Regions from separate parts of the Homo sapiens genome. Here region 2 is linked to region 1. Evidence: chromatin loops called from intact Hi-C (ENCODE). Cell type or tissue: HCT116. All regions are shown on one strand. Links, peaks and the distances in the headings refer to the core of each region. The heading gives the core; the rest is flanking DNA. Region 1 has its middle 15 kb from the start of LINC02766. Region 2 overlaps VPS13D (vacuolar protein sorting 13 homolog D).

Region 1 (8,328 bases), core at 74-8,073:
CAGTTTTAGGAGGAAGCCCTTACTCTTAAGGTATGATCTTTACTTCTGAATGGTAGCCTTTCTGGATTTCTCTGTGGTTCCCTCCTTTTTGGTAACCTGCCCACAAATTCTAGCTGTTTTTGCTGCCCTGAACCCTGAGCTTCCTTTTCTCTACCCAGAGAGACTGTGACTCTCTGCTTGTAATCCTCTTCCTGGTACCACAGTTTGAAAATTACCCCAAGGCAGAAAGTCAAGGGGGATGTGTAGTTCAGCCTTTTGTGTTTCCCTTTTTAAAGGATTGTAGCATGGCAATGCCTGCAGTCTAATGCCTAATAATTGTTTCATATATTTTGACCATTTTTGCAGTTATTTGTGACAGATTTGTCCAGTACCAACTACTCTGCCATGGATAGAACCAGAAATTTCTCCTTTTCTCTGAGCCCTTGCCAATTAAGCTTTCATCCCCACAACCTCACCCTTTCCAGATAATCAATGACATTCATATTTCAAACTCTAATCTTCATGATAAGGCCTTATCTAATCTGAATAAAAGCTGTATTTGTCATGATTGAGCACTCTCTCTCCTTCTTTTTTTTTTTTTTTTTGAGATGGAGTCTCATTCTGTCACCCAGGCTGGAGTGCAGTGGCACAATCTTGGCTCACTGCAACCTCTGCCTCCTGGGTTCAGGTGATTCTCCTGCCTCAGCCTCCTGAGTAGCTGGAACCACAGGTGCGTGCCACCACGCCCGGCTAATTTTTTGTACTTTTAGTAGAGTTGGGTTTTCACCATGTTAGCCAGGATGGTCTCGATCTCCTGGCCTCGTGATCTGCCCACCTTGGCCTCCCAAAGTGCTGGGATTACAGGCGTGAGCCACCGTGCCCAGCCACTCTCTCCTTCTTGAAAGTTTTTTTTTTTTTACTTTGTTTCCAGAATACCCAATTCCTTCATTTTCCTCCTACTTCACTCGTTATTCTTTGTTCTCATCTTCCTGGCCTCCAAATGTTGGAGAGCCGCAGCATTCACTGTAAGTCCTCTTCCTTTCTTCAGCCAAACTCTCCTTGGTTATCTCTCTGAGTCCTATGGCTTTAAATATCATCTGTATATGGGCAGGTCTCATAGTCTTATCTCCCGCCTGAATTTCTGCCCTGAAATTCAAACTCAGAGCTCCATCTGCCTCTCAATGTCTCCATTTAGAAGCCTAAAAAGCATGCCTTACTTAACATGTCCAAAACTGACCAAGCCTGCCTCTCCTTTGGTCTTACCCATCTTAATAAATAACTCCATTTTCCCAGTTGCTCAAGCCAACCATTTTGGAATCATCCTGGAAACTTCTCTTTTATTCGAACCCCATATCCAATCCATCAGAAAATCCTGTTGGCCCGACCTTGGAAAGCTACCCCACCATCATCTCCCTCCTGGATTATTACTGTAGCATTCTCAATGGTTCCTTGCTTCCTCCCTTGCCTCCTGTGCCAGCTGAGACCACTGCAGAATGTAGATGAGCTGTATCCTCTGACAGATACAGAGATTGCAGAGAGGTTAGCAGACGGGCTGATTACAAGCTGCGGGTGGGATCAGGGGTACCAACAAGAGACGGTGACGTATCCTCTTACCATCCCTAAGATGGGTGAGAGTCAAAGCTGCCGGCCCCCTGATAGGAGCCATAGCCTTTGGTAGAAAAAGTCAGCTACTTCCAAACTACAGCCTAGTGGAGACAGAGAGCCAGGGAAATCAATACCCTCCCCTCTCCTCTTGCCCTCTGATCTCCTGCTCTGTCTCCCACTGGCTGAGCCTAACTGGAAGCTGGAGGGTTGGGGAGCCCACTGATATAGTCCACAGAGGGCAGCCTCCCAGGGCAGAGAGCAGGGTGAACAAAGGGAGAGTAAATTTAGAAGGCAAATGGTGAATATCCCAAACCCCTCTGCTTGCCCACAGCTGCACACACCATCCATGGCCCAGTCTTCATGTAGCTGCCAGAGTGATCTATGCACTACTGGGGACCAGAGGTGAGGGGTGGGGGTCACAGGATGGATGGAGCCTGGATCTATGGGACACTAAAGGGAGGAGGGCTGCTTGCCCACCAGGAATGCTGATCTTTCCTTAAGAGAGCAAGATAAAAACCTCTATTGTGTTTGAGTTACTAAATGTTTGGGAGTCTATTACAGTTTAGCCACTTATCTTAGACACATGTAAAGCAAGGGTAATAGTTATATCATCCCTACAGGGCTATCAGGGGAATTAAATAAGCTATAATTGCTTAGAACAATGCTTGGCATAAGTTCTTAAGCAATGGTAACAATTATTATTATTATTACTATTATTATTGAGACAGTCTCAGTCTGTCTCCCAGTCTGGAGTGCAGTGGTGCAATCTCAGCTCATTGCAACCTCTGCTTCCTGTGCTCAAGTGATCTTCCCACCTCAGCTTCCCGAGTAGCTGGGACTACAGGCACACGTCACCATGCCTGGCTAATTTTTTGTAGAGACAGGGTTTTGCCATGTTGCCCAGGCTGGTCTTGAACTCCTGGCAGATCCTCAAGTGATCTCCCTGCCTTGGCCTCACAAAGTGCTGGAATTACAGGTGTGAGTCACTGCACCCGGTCCAATTATTATTTTTATTTAATATGTAAAATTAATATGAAAGCATACTATTAATTATGTTTTTGCGAATGCCTTGTTATAGACTTTGAGGGGTTCTTCCAGAGAGTTGAAGAATTGTGGAGTGTGTGTGTGTGTGTGTGTGTGTGTGTGTGTGTGTGTATACATATATATATAGAGAGAGAGAGAGAATTCCAGCCACCTCACCCCACACCCCAAGAGGCTGCTGATCCACTTGCCCTCCAGGCAGAGTGCCCAGGAGAAAAGAGAGCTGGTTCCTGACTTGCTTTAGGATGGGGCAGACGTTCCTCTGTGCCATGTTCCAGGCCAAAACCTTATGAAGGCCTAGCACCTTCACTCATGTGCTTTTGGGAGCCCCAAGTCACTGAATAGTCTGGCTACCCTGCAGGACAGACCACATGGAGAGGCCATGTAAGACAGGGAGAGAGGCCCCGAGACTCCACAGGGACAGAGAGACAGGCACAGCCATCCTCGTGAACCAGGTGTCCCAGCCTTCTGGGTGTCCCCACAAAGATGCCACATGCCTGAGCCATGTTGAACCCTTCAGCCCAGAAGAGCCCCAGCAAACAGCCCCTCCAGCCACCACCCCAGCAGATGATGGAGCAGATGATTCACCTAGCTGAGCCCTGTCCACCCTCAGGTTCAAACAAGATCATCAAATGGCTGGGTGTTTTTTTGTTTGGTTGGTTTGGTTTGGTTTTTTGAGAGAGGGTCTTGCTCTGTGGCCCAGGCTAGAGTGCAAGTGACTCAGTGCAGCCTTGAACTCCTGGACTCAAGTGATCTTCCTGCCTCAGCCTCCTGAGTGGCTGGGACTACAGGTGTGCCCCATTAATCCAGCTAATTTTTATATTTTTTGATAGAGGTGGGATCTCACTATGTTGGCCAGGCTGGTCTCGAACTCCTGACCTCAAGCAATCCTCCCACTTTGGTCTCTCAAAGTGCTAGTTTTACAGACATGAGTCACCATGCCTGGAGATAATTGTTTTAAGCCATAAAGTTTTGGGGTGGTTTGTGACGTTGCCACAACAGCAAGCCGAGCCTGCCCGTGTGAGCAGGAGGTGGGTGGGTACTTGCTGCTTTGAATTTCCCTTCCAGTTGGGGGAGCTGGAAATTCAAAGTCGCAAGTACCCACCCCACCCGCTGCTCACATACGCAGGCTTGGGAAGGAACGGAACACCAAGGGCCGGCTGCTTGGGTGTGTTGCAACCAGACGCCCGCAGGCCTTGGATGGATGGAATTCTCCAGGCATCCGTGGTGGGGGGACCGGCTCCTGCCCCCTTGGCCGAGAGGGCTGAGCTCACTCAGCGTCTCCATTCCTCTTCTTGATTGGCACTTTAATGAGGGCAGAAGGGGCTGACCCCCTGCCAGGGGACCGGTTCATGCCCCGTTTATCTCACAGCCCGAGTCAGACTAAAACAACATCGCAGGCCGAGCGGCCAGGAGCCAGCAGGGCCGGGAGCCCCCGCCCTCGGTGATGGATTGAGTGACCGCGGCGAGTTGGCAGCTGAAGTGTGTGGTGGCCGCACCGTCCTGTCAGCCTGCAACAAAGGAGGCCGGCCTGGCCCGGCCCTCACGCCAAACGGCTCCCCTCCCAGGGACAGCTCCGAAGGCTGCCTTTCCCTCCACCCTCCCCCAACTCCAACGCCAAGTTCCCAGAGGCAGGCTGAGGCCAGAGCCCAGTGTGCGGGGAGGGGCACTGTCCTGGGGTCCTGGGTGCGGTGCATGGGGGTGGGAAATCCTGGGCTTGCAGGCGGAGCTGGTGCTGAGAACGTCCTCTCGGGCTCCTGGCTTCAGGGCCCAGCACTGGACCCTTCCTGACGGTGCAGAGGAGGGGCTCCCTGGTCCAGCAATCCCTGAAGGATCCCAGCTGGGCCTTTTACTTGCTGTGCAACCTTGAGTGAGTTTGTCAACCTCTCTGAACCTCTCCTCATCTGTCAGAGGCGAATCCTGCTTATAACTACATCCCTGGGTTCTTTTGAGGATGAAATGAGACTTGCTGGCAGAGCCTCCCTTCCAGAAAGCAGGCTCCTACACGTGAGGCCTCGGTTTACCTGGGCGGTACTGACCATCTCCCCAGTGCCCCTGCCTGGGTTGAATGACTCTGAGAGGAGCCACTGGTGGTAAAGAACCCCCCAACTCCCGCTGTCAGGAATTGTCACCAGCTGCCACCATAAGTACCACAGCGCTGCAGCTTAGGGGTAGACCCCTTTTTACACATGGAGAAACTGAAGCTCAGAGACGTAAATGTGCCCAGTGTCCTGCAGAGAGTGAGACAGGTCAGGGACGCCAACCCAGAGCTGCCTGGCTCCGAAGTCTATGCGGCTGCTCCCAAGGCCCTGAGCTGTGGGCTGGAATTTCCCTGTAAGGACAGGGTCGTAAGTGACAGCCCCCAGTGCTCGCAGAGGCAAAGGGCCAGAGCCTGATTTGCAACGTGCGCCTCGACAGCCATGAAGTGCTCCAGGGGGGCAGCCTTTCCCATGCCTTCCTGGGGCCACAGAGTGCAGTTGAGCTCAGCAGCTTGGAGGAGGTGCAGGGGGCCGGCCTCAGCCCCTGGGTCTCCAGGTGTGGGGACCTACATCAGGAACAGGACAGTCTTTGCAGTCCCAGCTGCTCTGTCCCCAGAGCTGGGGAGGGGAGAAGACAGAGCTGGACAAATGGCTCATCAGATCCCAGAGAGCCCTGGAAGGGGAGGAAGGGGCCTTCCCGGGCCTTGTCTGGATAGCTCAGTCCTCCCAGGAGGGGAAGAAACCAGCCTCCGCTTGCAGATTTCACCTCCCTGTGAACTCCCAAAGGGCGGGAGGCCAAGCCGCAGCTGAGGTCAGAGAAAGTAGCAGGGTGACCGTGGGGCTCCACGTGGCCCTCCCTCACTCTCTGCCACGGGCCCTCCAAAAACAGGCTTCTGCCCCTCAGCGCCTCCAACAGCCTTTCCCCACCACCAGACAAAAGATGAGCTGAGCTGCCCAGCTGGTGGATCAGGGCTCTGAGGGTGGGCTAAACCAGTAGAGGCTTCCCCCAAACTCTGATTCACCAGACGAGGAGAAACCCAGCCTTTTGGCCCCAAGAATCCCGGTGCCCCACCCTGGATCCAGCCCTGAGTGGGCCCTTAAAACTGTTTCCTCCCACCCCAAGTGCTTTGCATCTATTATTCCCTTTGTGTCAAAAAGTCTTGTCCCCATTTGCCCGGTTAATTCTAAGTCAGCCATCAGAGCTCATGACACAGGTCGCTTCCTCAGGGAAGCCTTCCGTGACTGACACCCCTCCTGGCAGACCCCTGGTCAGAATAAGTCCCTCCCTGTACCGTAGTCCACGTGGCTCTGCCAGCCCTTCCTTTGCAGCTTTGCGCATGTTAAATGTCATGTTTCGTGGATTTGTGTTGATGATAAGCTCCCGATGCAGAGATGGTAGGGACCATCTCTGCTCACGTGTCTGTCCCCAGGCCCAGAAGACAGCCTGGCACACGGCAGGTGCCTGATGAGCACTTGTGGACTGGATGGCATTGGCCAGTGTGCATCTCCCAGGAACTCTGCTGTGAACTCCGCTTGGGCAGGGACATGTCTGTTTTGTTCACCATTGTGTCCCCAAAATTCAAAGTCTTGCACCTAGAACACTCTTGTTGGATATTTGATAATGAGTGAGTTTGCTGCAAAAGGAAAAAAAGCAAGAACAATAACAATTACCACCATAAAATAAGAAAACGGACCCAGAATAGAATTTGAGGCAAGAGACCCTCTGAATGAGGAGATTCTAAGTCCTTTCATTCCAGAAGAATTATCCTGTGTGCTTCAGTGAGCCAAATCCCCAGGGAACAAATGACATCAGGGAAAGCTGCCTGAGCCCAGGACAAAATCAACTAAATTGCTCCAACTGGTAAACCTCCTGGCTCTCATTTCAGCCCACTGAGTCTTAGAGAGTTGGTGGCGGGGGGCGGTGGGGGGGTTGGGGGTAGAGCATAGAATAGCAGGAGTGTGACTCTAATGTAACCCAGGACAGGAAATGTTTCCAATGTTCTAAATTTTGTGGACAAAGTAAAATGTCAGGAAACAGGAAGCAAAAGAGTGGCTACAATATATAAAGAATTCATTAAAATAAACAAGAAAAACATTGAGTTTAATGTAGACAAACAGAGGACGTGAAAGAATCACTTACATATGAAGAAACTAGAGTTGGGCAGTCAGCATTCATTGAATGCTTATCTGTATTAGACACTGAAGTAAGTTTTACATCTCACTTCATTAGCACAGGGAGTATAGCAAGAAAATCCAACCAAATGGCCAAGCACAGTGGCTCCCACCTATAATACCAGCACTTTGGGAGGCCAAGGTGGGAGAATTACTCGAGCCCAAGAGTTCAAGAGAAGCCTGAGCAGCATAGCGAGATCTCATCTCTACAGATAAAATAATTGGCTAGGGATGGTGGCACTCACCAGTGGTTCCGGCTACTGGGGAGGCTGAGGTGGGAGGATCATTTGAGTCCAGGAGGTCGAGGCTGCAGTGAGCCATCCAGGATAATGCCACCACACTTCAGCCTGGGCGACAGAGATCCTGTCAAAAAAAAAAAAAAGAAAGAAAGAAAAAAGAAAAAGAAAGAAGAAAGAAAGAAAGAAGAAAGAAAGAAAGAAAGAAAGAAAATCCAACCAACAAATGTACGTTTCTAATTTTTTTGTATATTATTTACAAAGTTCTATAATCCTTTTGTTTGTCCCAAGAAAATTCCTGCATTCCTGTCTTAATTAAATCTCTCCAACCAACCAGTTTTCTGCAGAATATAATTCATTCATTCAGGTATGAAATGATGAAAACTGTTTACATAGCCACAACCCTGATAACTACGTCTGGGATGAAATTAATTTATTTCTGAGGCGTCTGGGTTCCGCAGATGACGTAATTACTATTGGACATTCAAACTACTCCTAAGACTCATTTAGGGTAGTTCTGAGACACACTGGCAATATGGAAATAGGTCGTAAGTTCTTGGGGCAAAGACCATGTTTTGATTTTGCTATTCTGAAAGTACCGCATGTATCTAAAGCTCCTATAAATAAACAAATCAAGATCAAATGATTGGTTGAATTGGACAAAAAGAAAAACTTACCAGCTGGAAATGGCAGCATTCCCAGTTTATATCTGACCCGGTTGGGGCTCAGAGGTTAATTAACATGGCAAGCTCACGTGCTCTGAGTTCACGTGATTGTCCTCACTCATCATCAAAGAGGGGGAAACTAAGGCAGTATTAAGAGGCTATTTTATATTTACAAAATGAATTTAAAACAAGGTTTTTTTCTTTGAGACAAGGTCTCGCTCTGGCACCCAGATTGGAGTCCAGTGGTGTGATCATGGCTTAGTGCAATCTGCCCATCTCAGTGGGACCACGGGTGGAACTGCCCGCATGTGCCACCATGCCCGGCTAATTTTAATTTTTTTTTGGTAGAAAAAGGGCCTCCCTATCTCCCTATGTTGACCAGACTTGTCTTAAACTCCTGGGCTCAAGTGATCCTCCTGCCTCAGCCTCCCAAAGTGCAGGTATTACAGGCATGAGCCACTGCACCAGGAAAAGAAAAGTGTTCTCAAGGTCACACCCAGGATTCTGAAGCATGCAGAGAAATTCAGGTACTCACTCTGCTGTTGAAGGTATTGCAAATTGCTGTCGTACTTAGAAATTAACTCACACCCAGAGAAAGAAAGTCATAAAACGATGTTTCCATCCCAGTAATTCTCTATTGGAATTCATCCC
Region 2 (8,328 bases), core at 250-8,249, 110 kb before region 1:
CCCTTCCAGTGATGGGAAATTAAGTTACACAGGTTAAATGGTTTTGCCAAGACCGTGCAGTCAGTGTTGGAACCAGGGGATGGTGCCCAGGCTTCACAAACACTGAGCCCACTCTTTTCCTACCACACTAAGCCTTCTCAGAGGAGAGCCAGAGGAGCTTCTGATGCCTTGAAGACAGCTGTGAAACATCTTGCTTCCAAGAGGGCCTTGCTTTCCTAGCACCCACGCCAGATTGTGTGAATGCTTGGTTCTATAGTCTCAGCGGGTCATGCAAATCTCCAGTCCTACGATCACTAAGAAACAAAGCAAAAGGGGGCAAAGCCAGATAGATTTTACCAGCCTGTTTGGATTTTGTGTCCAGTAGAATTAGCAAGTGAAAGTTGTAGGATTGCTACAGAAGAGTTGCTTAGAAATCAATTAACGTGACAAACTGAGGTGCCTCAACAAATAAATTATATGGAGAGATAAAAGTTGTTAGGACTAAACACAGGAAGAATTTGCCACTTGTTTCTCTGTAAAAGGTAAAAACATAACAGTGAACTGTGTCTAACTTATGTTAAAAAATTGAATTTGGTGAGAAGCCTAGTTTTAATAATATTTCATATGATAATTTAAACTCTCTAACTTTTGCCTATTTAACCCCATCTTGTATTCTTCCTAAGAGATGTGTCAACACTAAAACTTTTCTTAGTTATTCCAGCTGAATATGGCAAAGCTACAATAGCTTTTCCCAGATGCAGACTCTTAACACAATCGCTGATATTCAGTAGAAACTCTTTGGATAGCAGATTTGGGAAAGAACCTTAAGGCCAGCCTTTAGCCCTCTCAAATTATAGGTAGAGAAACTGAGACCCTGTAAGGTTCTCAAAGCTAATTAGTCACAGGGCTAGCCCTCAAACCCAGGCTTTCTGGCTACAGATCTAGTATGATTGTTGAGACTGGGCCGGCAGCTTGTGGGCACCTGCTTGGTAGGAGTGAGGGGGAGAAAAGTAGTAGGGTGTAAGCCTTGCCTACTGTATATCTTCTCAGCGTTCTTTATTTTTTATCCATTTGTGTGTCTGTCTCCCATACTATACTGAGTTCCATGAGTACAAGGGACTAAGTCATACTCGTCTTGGTATCTTTAACCCTAAGCACTTAGCCTGTGATCTAGGAAGCCCTCAAGGGTTTGTTGCACTGAACCAGTCTGTTCTGTGTCAAGGTCAACTTACCGGAAGGGGCTGCAGGTAGTACAGCTCCTTAAAGCACCTTCTATTACTAGTCCTTCAGCAGAATCTTACCCAGTGAGTAAACCCATGCAAAACTTTTGCATCTCTCCTGAAAGCAGAACAAGACCTGCCCCCATGAAAAGAAAGAAATAGGGAATCCCTTTATAATTAGATTTAGTGGGCAGTGGTGAGATGTAGTAGAGATGAAACTTTAATAGACACATAGTCTTTGGGTGATGCCAAAATTAATCTAACTTTGTGGGTTAAAATGAATTTTAAAATTTTTCTAAATGTTCATATGTTTTTCTCTGTATGTTGTTAGAATTGTCATCGGGTTCTTTCTAAAGGCTGTGTGAAAGAAAAGAGCAAGCCAGGTGCGGTGGCTTACACCTGTAATCCCAGCACTTTGGGAGGCTGAGGCGGGCGGATAACCTGAGGTCGGGAGTTCGAGATTAGCCTGACTAACTTGGAGAAACCCCATCTCTACTAAAAATACAAAATTAGATGGGCATGGTGGTGCATGCCTGTAATTCCAGCTACTTGGAAGGCTGAGGCAGGAGAGTCGCTTGAACCTGGGGAGGCGGAGGTTGCTGTGAGCCTAGATTGTGCCATTGCACTCCGGCCTGGGCAACAAGAGCAAAACTCCGTCTCAAAAAAAAAAAAAAAGAAAAGAGCGAAAACATCTTTAGTACTGGTTCTTGCCCTAGGACAGAAGTGGCTGTTTGCTGTACCTCTCAGTGGACACTGAAAATGTGGATGTGTCCAGTTGCCTGCTGTCCAGCAACCCTGGAAGAACTTGTGATGGCTTTGTCTTCGTTATGAGAACACTTTGATCTGAACCCCTTTCCTTTTCTGAATCCTTTCCCTTTTTTTTTTTTTTTTAAGACAGTCTCACTGGCTGAAGTGCAATGGCACCATCTTGTCTCACTGCAACCTCTGCTTCTTGGGTTCAGGCAATCCTCCCAACCCGGCCTCCTGAGTAGCTGGGACTACGGGAGCACACCACCACACCTGGCTAAATTTTTTTTTCTCGTAGAGATGGGGTTTCTCTATGTTGCTCAGGCTGGTCTCTAACTCCTGGGCTGAAGTGATCCTCCTGCCTCAGCCTCCCAAAGTGCTGGGATTACAGGCATGAGCCACTGTGCCTGGCGTCTGAGTCCTCCTTCTAAAGGGAACCCACTGCACAGCATCTGGCTGCTGCCAACAAAATGACTGCCCCACCAGTCCCACAGGTGATGAGAGTTTGCAATGGCCTTCACAGCTTAGTACCTTAGTACCTTTTCTCTCCTGGTAACTTAGAATGGAAGCCCCATGGGGGCCCACGCATATCTGCGAGGGTGCACAGGCATGTGGCAGAATGAGCCAGGGGCCACCCTCTTGTTCTGGAGGTGCTGAGAGCCGGCCTGGCTGGGGGCTGTAACTGTCAGGCTGACTCCCAGCCACACTGTCCTCCCTGGAGTAGGTGCTCGAAACCTTTGCTTTTTGCCTTTTCGCTTTAATCTGGAACGCTTGGGGAAAAAAAAAAAACAAAAAAACAAAAAAACAACAACAAAACAGTAGACCAAATGGTGACTGAGTCCCAACCCTTCTTCAGGCCAGATGAAATCATGGTCCCTGCTGGCGCCATTCCTCCATCTCAGAGCCCTCACTTGGGTTCAGACCCTCAGTCACACAGGGAGCCCCGCCACAGCTGAAGTGTTTTGTCAGAGCAAGATTGCAAAGAGTTAACACTTTTGCTTTTTCGGAAAGTTATCTGTGAAGAGTATTAGTTGTTTAATAAAGCGTGCCTGCCCTCCCGATGAACCCGCCAGTGACTCTGCAGCTGGGGTCATTCCAAGTTCACGCAGTGGACTTTTGACTGCCTTCTGTGTCTGTGAAAACAGTCGGCAGCTCCTGCGGGGATCATTCATTCAGGCCTGTAACACAAAACTATTGCCAATGGGCACCTGCTGGGGCAGCTTCCCGGGAGGGCTGGGAGGAAGATACCAAACTCATCAGGCATCTGTGGAGATAAGAGCGGCAGGGGATCCACTGGGATCCCGCTAATCAGGCCTGCACTTAGACCCCACTGCCTGGCCAACAGGCTGGTGTCAGAATGTATTAGGCAGCCCTGGCCAGGATAGGATGTGAGCTAATTAAAGGCCTTTTACAAAGAGGAGGAGGTAGGGGGTGGGGAGAGAGAGAGAGTGAGAGAGAGAGAGAGAGAGTGTGTGTGTGTGTGTGTGTGGAGGAGGAGGAGGAGGAAAGAAGTTTGAAGTGCATTCCCCAAATTTCCAGCACATTCTTTATTCCTCTGTTTTATCCCTCAAAACAGAAGAAAACAAATTAGAGGCTGAGCATTTGGTTATTTCTAACCTGAAATTGTCATTCATTGTGCCTGATGCCGTATTGGTTTTAACTGCTATTTTTGTGGAATTACATATACTGTGAAAGACATCTTTTGCCGCAGTCTCCCTGGGAACATCCTGTTGTTGAAATGCCGTTGGTCAGCTGCTTGAATTTTGCCCTTTTCTCTGACTTTGACACATCAAGGCAAAAATAGGTACCTATTTGTGGTGTGTTCTAGGTTTCTCCCTTTTGCTTGGAAAATCCACTTGCCAGCTGTGAAGGGTGCTGCTGGGAGGATGAAATGAGTCAGTGCACAGCGTGTGCTCTTAAAGTTTGGTGGTTGAGGTGGCGGTGGTAGCAGCTTGGCTCTGTGGTTTAAAATGCCACAGCATGCACTATCTTGAAAATACTCAGTAGTCCTAGCATACAACTGGGTTTTAGTTACACCTACTTAAGGAAGAAAGCTCATTTGAAAGTGTTTGATTTTCCTGTACTTTCGTTTGTTTATTTAGCCTGTGTATTCCCCCCACCCCCAGTAAGCAGCAAACTAACTTATTTATAGGCCTCAGGTATGTTTAAATCTGTGGTATTTTCTTAATCAGCCTGATAATGATACATTTTTGAAAGCAGTTTTGTTCACACATAAACCTAAGCCTTTATTATATTATTCTGATACATTCCACATAAGCTTGTCTGTGCACAAAGAAACATTTAGATTAATCTTGTACTACATGGTAACAATCCTAGGAAATTCCAATCAAAAGCCAACAACCTGTTTCCTTCATTCTGGACTGTTGGTGGGTTTGTTTTTGTCTGTGGTCTGATAAGGAGTAACAACAATGTTAATTTTGTATTTCCTTGGCATTTGTCTCACATAATCTTTTGTCAAAGTTGACCAGTAGGCTTGTCAGGCTTGCCATGCAGTTTATGAAATAAATAGTTACAATGGAGTAGTTAACTTAGCCCTGCGGAATATGTTAGTGTATCCTTACCGTAAGTGTTTAAAATGTTAATTACATTTATCTTTATTTCTCAGCATTGCTATACAGAAAACATGGGATAGACACTGATACTGATTGCCCAGTTGAAATAAGTTTTGAATTTAGTAACTGAATGGATAGCTTTAAAAATGGTACTAATATTTTGGGAGACTGAGGTGAGCAGATTGCTTGAACTCAGGAGTTCGAGACCAGCCTGGGCAACATGACCAAAAAAAAAAAAAGTCTAAAAAATACAAAAATTAGCTGGGCGTGGTGGCACCCGCCTGTAGTCACACCTACATGGGAGGCTGAGGTGGGAGGATCATCCGAGCCTAGGAAGTTGAGGCTGCAGTGAGCTGTGTTTGCACCATCACATTCCAGCCTGGGTGACAGAGCAGGACCCTGTCTGAACAACAACAACAAAAAGATACTCATATTTATTGACTGCTTCACTATGTGCCAGGTACTGTTCTGAGTCTTCATACAAATTGATTTGTTTAATCCTCATAACGACCCTGTGGAATGCTAGTTTGTAAATGAGGATACTGACGTTCAGAGAAATTAACTAATTTGCCCAAGGTTACAAGGAGAGCCAGGCTAAGAACCGAGATTCTCTGATTCAGAGCCCGTCCTCTTAATACCAGTGCAAAAGCAGCACTCTATCTAGTAGGCTTCATTCTCGAACCTCTCTGCGATATATTTGCAGGGATTAACCATGTAAGGCTGTATTATCAAGGGGATACAGAGAATTTGAGTCACAGTTTAAAGTCATTTCCTGTGCTACCCTGTGTTGTATAATTAGCTCTTTTGTAGATGCTGTACCATCCAGGCCAAAGTGTGTGGCCGAAACCAGGAAATTGTTCTAACCCTGTCTGAGACACTTAGTGAAGGAGTTTTGACTTTGCTCTAACTCTACACATCGAGCTGACTATAGATTTATGTGCAAAAAGCATAACCTCATGTTAACAGGTCTATTTATTGTGTCTCTAGAGCAAGTTCACAACTATGTATGGACAACTAGAAATGCCAGGCTCTGTGCTAGGCACAGGGGACACAGACATAAACAAAACAAAGCCCTCTCCCCTTGGGGTCACCATCCAGCAGGGGAGGAGGACTTGCAGTCACACACATGTGGGAAAGTGTTCCAGGTTTGAGTTTGGTGTCTGTGGGGGTTCCTGTAGGGGGATCTCAGGAAGGGGTGGACTCTTCTACCCAGGACAAGGAAGGTCTGTACAGGGGAAGGCACGCCGGTGCCCAATCCTGAAGTCCAAGGAGATGCTTGCCATGTGGACAAGAGACAGGTGGGGACAAGAAGAGGCACACAGGGAGCAGTCCCAGCAGGAGGGAGCCTGGGGTGTGCAGCAGCAGGACTAGGGAGGGGTCAGTGGAGCTTAGCAGGTGGGCCTCTGGAATGAGGAGCTGGCCTAGTGGGGAAAGACTGGCTCATTGTACATCCCTTTGTTTTCCCTTGTTTCGCCCCCACCCACCACGTGAATTTAAAGGGGAAGAGACTTAACTGAATGTTTCACTTTTTGAGCCTAGTATTGTTATTTGTCATGATTTGACCATAATCTGCATATATACAATGTTAACTATTATTTTTTGCAAGTTTTTTTTTGTTTGTTTTTGTTTTTGAGACGGAGGTTTGCTCTTGTTGCCCAGGCTGGAGTGCAATGGCGTGATCTCGGCTCACCGCAACCTCCGCCTCCCAGATTCAAGCAATTCTCCTGCCTCTGCCTCCCGAGTAGCTGGGATTACAGGCATGCACCGCCACGCCTGGCTAATTTTGTATTTTTAGTAGAGACAGGGTTTCTCCATGTTGGTCAGGCTGGTCTCGAACTCCCGACCTCAGGTGATCCACCCACCTCAGCCTCCCAAAGTGCTGGGATTACACGCGTGAGCCACCGCTCCTGGCCTTTGCAAGTATTTTTATGTGGGTAAAACAGTTATACCTTTCACTGAGCGGGCCCAAACAAACAAAAACAACAGCCTGTCACACCGTGTGTGTGTGTGTGGCGGCGGGAGGGGGGTACCCAAAAACCCTGACTCACTTTTTATATAATTAGAGCTAAAACCAAACCAAGTCATGGCTTGTTTGCAGTAGGTAGATTGCAGAGTTACCAAACTGTTCTTTCTGACCAGAGTGACTCAGTCTAGTGCAAAGTCATGAACTGCCTCCAGCATTTCTCATTAACCTAATATCTCCATCTAGAGTAGAAATTCACCCTCCCTAAAGCCCAGAGGAAACAAACTAAGGGTCCTTGTGAAAGGAAAAGGCCTTTAGACCCTAAAACAACTGATTAGAAAGGCAGGACGAAAGGAGGGAGGGGGGCATTCTTTGTGCTTTCCTGTGCAATTTGGAGCTCAACAGATGAAGTGTTTGCCATTGATCCCCAAACCACATTTTGGGAAACTATCTGACCCCATTTGACTGGCCATTCAACTGTTCCACCATTTTCTTTACACAAAGCTAAACTAGATTTGAGCTAAATTTGAGAGGGAAGAGCACATTACATATGGGAATGTGGTTCATGGTTTTCTAACCCAACCCTCCCCTCCCCCATCCATTCCAATGAGTAGATTTTTCTCTGGAAATCCATCCTTTCTTTTTCCATTCAAGGCAACTAACAGTATCCAATTTTTGATTCGTAGTTTTAGTTTTCCATGTATAGACTAAAAGTGGATGTTTATCTTGAGACAGGAATGACTGTTTTTCTGCAATTGTTTAGACTAAGGCTAGGTAGATTTCCTGTGGACTTCTTGGAACCTTTGAGCCCTGATGTTTTCCCTGCGCTCAAAAATTACAGTGCTGGATGGCATCTTTCCAGCTGTTGGGATGGGAGACAGGCTGGGCCCTTTGACTCCTAAAATTGAACTTAGGTTGAGCTGGTTGGCAAATGTGGCAATGAAAGGGTTCCCTGAGCAAAACCTGGGAAAATATCAGTCTGGATATACTCTCCTAGCCCTGGCTTTCTTAGCACACCTTGATGTGTGTTCCGTAGCTGTCTTCCCACCCCCATCCCCTAAAACTTGAGCATCTGTAGCTCATCACTTATGTCCTGAACTCAGTAAACTGAGTCTCTGTTATAGGACTTAGAGAAATTTTCTTATACTATGGACTGAATGTGTCCCCCCAGAATTCATATGTTGAAATTCTAACCCCAAAGGTGTTGGTGTCAAGAGGTCATTGGGGGTGATTAGATCAAGGAATTGGTGCCCTTATCAAAGAGACCCCAGAGAGCTAGCCCACCCTTCTACCGTGTGAGGTTACAGTGAAAAGATGGCCATCTAGGAAGCAGGCCCTCATCAGACATTGAATCAGACACCGAATCTGCTGTCACCTTGATCTTGGACTTCCCATCCTCCAGAACTGTGAGAAACAAATTTCTGCTGTTTGTAAGCCACTCAGTTAACGGTATTTTGTTGTAGCAGCATGAACACACTGAGACAGCACATAACACAGAATGCTGTTTCTTTAAAATTTTCTTGAGTTTTTACCATGTGGTTTACTTGTCTTTTTCATTGATCCTTCCCTGTTCAGTGGGGAAACACAGATCAGCACCCAGCCCTTGCCGACCACATGAAACCTAAGATCTCACCTCCTCCTCCCTGGCAAAAGAAGAATTAGATAATGAGAGGTGTTCTGGTTTTGAGAGGAAGTTAACAAGTGTTGGGACGCTTGCACGTTAGAGCTGGCTGCCTGTGCTCTGAGTCAGAACTGAAATTTTGACATGTAAAGAAGAACTAATATTTGATCCTCTCCTGTGTGCCAGGCATAGCGCTAGCCACTTCATAGCTTTTTGGCTATTCTT

The links. Peaks named below come from ENCODE experiments on the same cell type or tissue, not always from the same donor. Only the 100,000 strongest peaks of a DNase experiment are listed, where the experiment ranks them.
Region 2: it touches region 1 in a loop (2.5-fold over the local background); 3 of 110 quality-filtered maps call a loop at or near these places.

What each region holds. Positions count from the first base shown.
Region 1 is chr1:12,536,351-12,544,678 of GRCh38, forward strand. No RefSeq gene overlaps it. Among named protein-coding and RNA genes, the nearest start is that of LINC02766, 15 kb to the left of the region's middle. RefSeq lists enhancers at 4,002-4,650, 5,213-5,507. In HCT116, for the core only: no CTCF peak of the experiment used is centred there; DNase peaks (open chromatin) are centred at 3,651 and 4,021; H3K4me3 peaks cover 1,121 bases; H3K27ac peaks cover 963 bases.
Region 2 is chr1:12,430,536-12,438,863 of GRCh38, forward strand. The region is part of intron 65 of VPS13D (vacuolar protein sorting 13 homolog D); the gene reads left to right. Among named protein-coding and RNA genes, the nearest start is that of SNORA59A, 73 kb to the right of the region's middle. RefSeq lists an enhancer at 2,952-3,096 and a cis regulatory region at 3,019-3,029. In HCT116, for the core only: no CTCF peak of the experiment used is centred there; DNase peaks (open chromatin) are centred at 3,116, 3,336 and 3,836; H3K4me3 peaks cover 1,761 bases; H3K27ac peaks cover 2,144 bases.